Regions from separate parts of the Mus musculus genome. Here region 2 is linked to region 1. A link is a contact called in ENCODE POLR2A ChIA-PET data. All regions are on one chromosome and are shown on one strand. The core of a region is the stretch at or near the end of the contact, and the rest is flanking DNA. Distances in the headings are between cores, read along the strand shown. Region 1 holds the start of Etnk2 (ethanolamine kinase 2). Region 2 has its middle 69 kb from the start of Sox13.

The links. ChIA-PET counts read pairs that join two places held with the same protein, here RNA polymerase II (POLR2A).
Region 2: POLR2A ChIA-PET joins it to region 1 with 14 read pairs in embryonic stem cell. The contact joins the enhancer-like site here to the promoter of Etnk2 in region 1. POLR2A ChIA-PET finds 5 or more read pairs at or near these places in 4 of 5 experiments (Patski and embryonic stem cell).

Annotation. Positions count from the first base shown.
Region 1 is chr1:133,362,207-133,364,906 of GRCm38, reverse strand. Etnk2 (ethanolamine kinase 2) reads right to left here and starts at 1,335. Exons shown (of 8, transcript NM_175443.5): 1 at 889-1,335. The coding sequence starts at 1,143.
Region 2 is chr1:133,491,511-133,494,210 of GRCm38, reverse strand. No RefSeq gene overlaps it. Among named protein-coding and RNA genes, the nearest start is that of Sox13, 69 kb to the right of the region's middle. RefSeq lists an enhancer at 150-2,342. Within about 2 kb of position 1,320, at least 3 of the 3 ENCODE cell types and tissues checked have a DNase peak (open chromatin) inside an H3K27ac peak, as active enhancers do.

The DNA.
Region 1 (2,700 bases), core at 86-2,585:
ACAGGCCTAGTGGGGGTCCAGATTAGCATCTGGTATGCAGTGCTGGGTTTAATCTCAAATATGGCTTGATGCCTTCACTGTCTGTTCCTGACCAGGTCTTCTGAAAATGTTACCACATTCAGCCCAGATTCTCCTTAGAGCTGCCCCTTCCATACTCAGAAGGCCAATGACATGGGGCCCGAACCCTCCAAAGCAGGCTGTCAGGGGTGTAGGGCTGGGTAGGTTTTTAAGAGAATGCAGGACAGCGAGGGAGGGAGTAAGCTAGGGGCTCGCAGTGGGCAGTTCTGCCCACAGGTGTGTGTGTGGGACAAAGTATTCAGCTGAGGTGGGAAGAAAATGGAGTGGGGGTCAAAAGGGGCGTTGCTCAGAGCTAGCCTGAGGCCACGTGAAGAAGGTCTCAGGGCTTAGCTGGAATTCTGAATTGCACAGGGCTGGCTCCTGGGGCCACAAGGAATGCTCAGATCCCCGAGGCTTGGATCTCAAGTTAGGGCGAAGGAACAGCATGGGTGTAGGGGGAGGTTTCCTTAAAAGTTCGTGCTTCCTCGGGTTGTCAGAGTGGCTGGGTAGCACTTCTGAGCAACTAGGGGACAAGCACGCAGCGACAGGGGGTGGGGCTGCACGCGCAGCACGCTGACAGTGGGCAGGTGGACCTCCGGCGGCAGGAGCAGGCGAATGGGGAGGGTCCAGGGAAGCGTGAGCCCAGCTTTGCATAGGGATCAAAGAGAAATGGAGAGTTACACACATATTCAAACCACGGTCCAAAACATCTCCTGCGCAACAGCCGCAAAACCCTGGAACCCGCACTTGGAGGATGCACTGACGGGCGTCCACGCAGCCCCTCTGCAGCCCGGCAGCGCCCCATCCCCGGCCTCACGCCCTCTCGGCTACCTTGGTCCGAACTTGTTCGGGCTTCCAGTGCGGCCGCAGCTCCCGAATGAGGCGCAGGGCACCGGGGAGGATGTCGTCCTGTTCCACCGTGACGCTGAAGCATGGGACGGCGGCCCTCGGGGGCCCTGGAGGCTCCCAGCAGCCGGCGCTGGCCACCGCCTTCTCCTCCATGCTCCATGAGCACTGCGGGCAAGGCTCCTGCCTCCGCAGGTAAAAGGGCGAGCACGGCACTGGAGCTGAAGGGGGCACAGCCATTCCCAGCAGCCCCACCCCCTCGGAGCCGCCGCGCCCGCGTTAGCCCCTACGGGGGGGCCCTGAGAGAGAGTGGGAGTGGTCGAGGAGGGGCCAGGGGAAGTCCATGACTCATGAGCGAGCTGCCTGTTCCAATCTCCGGCGATGCAACCGAGCAACACAGCTGGCCGGGAATCGCCAAGGTCCGCCGCGACAGTGACATCATGGGTCGCAGTAACGCCCCTTGCCCGCCCCGCCCCCGCCTCCGGGCGAGTGCAGCCCGCCATCTCCCGTTGCTGGCTCCACCGCTACCTGGAGCTCTGGGTGGGGGATGCCCCGCCTTAATGACGCAAAGGGCGGAGCCTCCCCAGGCCCCGCCCCAGATCCCTGCTCCAGTATCCTAGTACTGGTTGACCAGTTTCCCACTGGAGCCCACAGCTAAAGAGCTCTTTTCCGGGTAGTCTAGGGTAAGGGGCTGGGGCTAAGGAGGGAAGAGCTTGTCTTTGTCCCAACCTCATCCTGGAACGTGGAGATCGGATGCTCCTATAGTGTGGGCTTCGGCTTGCCATTAAATCTCTTGGGAAAGGTTGGGCTGCGTTTCTAAGGCCTTCTAGGCATCATTCAGCACCACACACACACACACACACACACACACACACCTTCGATGGAGAACAGCATGGTGATGGTTCAGGGTGAGTGTCCCATAGGCAGACTGGACTCTGATAGAATGTTCCAGGGTACTTTTATGAGTGTACAAGCACATTGTAAGCCAGGACTTTGAGCAAGACTGAGTTTGGCTCACTAAATAATCCTTAAGCCTTCCTCCCTGTCCTGCAAGGCTGACTGGGCATAGATAGTGGTCGCACAGGTGCCCGGAGCTCAGTGTTTTGTTGAGCAAAGAGGTGATCAAAGGCCATAGTACAACCTAGGGATCTATGTGTATGTAGCATGACAAGGGGAAGGGATAAGTCCCCTGGCAGACTTACTGTACAGAGAAGACACATGGAAAGAGGCCAGGCCAGCCCTTGGAAAGCCCGTCCCTTAGTCATATATTCCCCTGGTCACTTCCAGAGTGAGACCAGTTAGCTGCCAGCTCTCTAGCATAGAGAGACCTGGGCTTGCCTTGGGACCTCATTTCTTATCACCTCATACTGCCCTACTTGAAAAATGCCTACAAAATAGATGTGTTTCTGTGTCCCCAAGGTTGTCCCTCCGACCTACTCAGGAACATCTCCACCACGAGGCCTTTTGGTTCTTGCTGCTTTGCACCCAGGTCTTCTGGTCCAGTTTCTGTGCTGGTGCCTCTTGCAGGGGCCACTAGCCTCACGTGGCTACTCAGCCCTTGAAATGTGGCCAGTGTGACATTTTGTGTAACTTTAATCTTTATACGCATACAAACAACAGCATGCAGCCACTGTACTGGACATTGTAGCAGATGGTAGGGAGGGACCACCTACTTGAGGTCATGATGTCCCAGGATGCCAGAACTGGAAAGGACATTGCCTCCAGCTCTTTCTTTTGCAATAGGCAAAGCAAACCTTGCGGCACAAGGGAACACAATCAGTGGGAGTCCAGACTCGC
Region 2 (2,700 bases), core at 71-2,570, 130 kb before region 1:
CCCTGAGGAACTCCGGTTTCACTGATGTGTGGGCAGGGGACAAAGGGTATATGCCCAGTAGTTTCACACACAGGCCAGATTGGGCAGGGGGTGTCACACCCACATGTCTGAAGACACACACCATTTTGAGTTGTGGGGTGGGGAAGCTGATGAAGGGCCCAGAAATGGACTTAAGACCTCTGATGTGTCCCTGTATCCTTCCCATGTCCCCCTGCTTTAGGGTTTCCTGTATAAACTTTTGTATACGGCTCTCCTGGAAGTGCCAAGGGAGAGTCCAGCCACCATGCCCTCCCTGGTTCGACTGGGACTCTTACTGGCCACCAAGGTTACAACCCAGATTCCACTCCACCCCTGCCTTCAAAGTAGGCACGGGTACTTCGGGCTTCTTTTTTGCTGGAGTCTAAGAATCCTGCCAGTCATGGCTGGCGAAGTGAGGTAGGCACAGGACAAAGCAGGAATCAAAAGCAGTCTGGGATTTGAGAGGACCTGGCTGTCCTCTGGGCCTCTCCTAGTAGCTTCCCCTAACCCCAGACTGCACCCTCCCCTTCCTGTTCCCCTTCCTCCCCGAGCTCTGAGCAGCCAAGCTTAGCTTCCAGTCAGACTTTCCGGAAATCCCCTACCCAATTTCCATCTCCTGAAACAAAGACTCTCCAGAGGCTTTGCCCATTGTCCTTGGGACAGGAACAATGAAAGGGCGGAGTCGCCTCCGGCTGCGGGGCTGGCTCTAGTCCTGGCTGGTCTCCTGTTAAAGCATTGGCCAGAGCGCAGGGTCCCACACTTAGGGGCACAGCCTGCAGCCTTTCTTCTTCTAGCTGAACCTCTGAGTCTCAGGGCTGTAGCTGGACACCTGCCGTGCCTCCCGCAGGCTTAAAGTGGCCCCCGCTGCCTACTAAATCCCCTTCGTCCCAGGGGCTATTCTGCTCTTGCCCACCCCCAACTCAACGTCCAGTCCAGCTCCTCTGACCCTGGGGGGACCCGGCCCCTTCCCTACGGCTCGCCTTGCGGGGTCGGGTCACAGGAGGCCGGAGGATTCCAATGTGCAAATAAACACAAGTGGCTTTGATCAGGGCGACTGGCACAAGAAAAACGAGCGCCCTGGTCGCCAGAAAGGGGCGCTTGAAAGCGGGCTGAGGAAGAGCGCGGGGGAGCTCTATTCCTTTCGCTGCTCTGAAAACCTATTTTGTTTGAAAAAGAAAATAGGCGATCCTGGGAGAGGGCCCCCGCCAGGCATTTCAGACTTTCCCTGGAACCGAATATCCCATGAGTGGTTCTTTCTGTTCCCAGTAGGGGGTGGGCTGCCTGGACCCCACCCTCCCTGGAGGCCTCGCCTTTGGAACATCTCGGGTGCCCTAGGGAGAGACAGAGGCAGAAAGGAGCTGGGCTGGGGTGGGGTTGCAGGCTGGGAGGGGGCCGGGCCTATTGTCTCCCTGGGCACCAATCCACAGCCCCAGGCAGCTTAGAGAGGGCAGACAAAGGAGGGAATGGGAGGCACAAAGGGGCGCGGAATGAAACGGTAAGTAAAGGCAAACAAAAGTGAACCAGGGAGACAAAAGCTGGGAACAATATTCCCCAGGCAATAGGCTCTGGGAACAATAGGGACACTGACAGCCCCACAAAGACACCAGTGTCTCCAAGTAGACGTTATCTCAGGCAGTGGTTGGCAGCCCCGCTCTGGCTGCAGCTATTTTCAGTGCCGCTTTTGTGCCATGCTGAACAATATTCCTTGCATGGCTGCTGATAGAAAGATGAGAAGGTTTCTGTTTGATTCTCTCCTTCCTTCCCTCCTCCTCCCCCAGTTCCAGCCCTACCAGCTCCAAGGCACTGCAAGCCCAAGGCACTGGCCCCATCGGGGCTGTGTGCTTTGTGTGTGTGTGTGTGTGTGTGTGTGTGCTGGAGAAGACCCAGGCAGCAAGCCAAGAGGGTCTCTTGCAGCACTTCCGCCTGCCCTCCGACTGCCCAGGGCCACGGAGAGTGGAAGACAATGGAGAGTGGGAGATTAGGGCTGGGCAAGTAGAACTTGGGAAACCCAATTACCTAAAGTAGTGAACCCTTAAAGAGACCCACTTGGCATTCTTGGCCTCACTGTTGCTGGCTCTTCAGCAGAAAGGGGTCCCACCCTGCCACTCTGCTGCCTCCTCCTGTCGGTGATCCCCACCCACAGCTTCCTTCCCTTCTGTCCCTTAGCCTTGTGAGCTCCCAACCTCTCTTCCCAGCTACACCATAGCAAACCTAAGGGGTCAGCAAAGTCAACTCTAGTCTTAGGAAAGCATGGTTGTAGGATACTGGCCCCTCCTAGACCAGCCAGACTTTGCTCAAGACTGCCCAAGTCACATCCCACTGTGTTAGCCTCTCTGTGGTCAGAAACTCTGACCTGGAATTCTGACCCAGGCGCTCCTTTCTCATGGCTACTCTGCCAATGAAGAGAGTGACACAAGTCTCTTGGGATTCATTATGTATGGCTTCACTGTGGGCTTTAATGCAGCCTCACGTTACCTAACTGCTATGGATATTGTCATATTCAGGTCATTTTCTATGTGGCTCAACCCCTTTGAGGTCTCTAGCTTCCTACGACAACTTGCAACCAAACTATGGAGAAAGGCGCTGATAACAGGGTGTAGTGGGCCACACCTTTAATCCCAGCACTTGGGAGGCAGAGGCAAGTGGATCTCTGTGAGTTCAAGGCAGTCTGGCATACACACT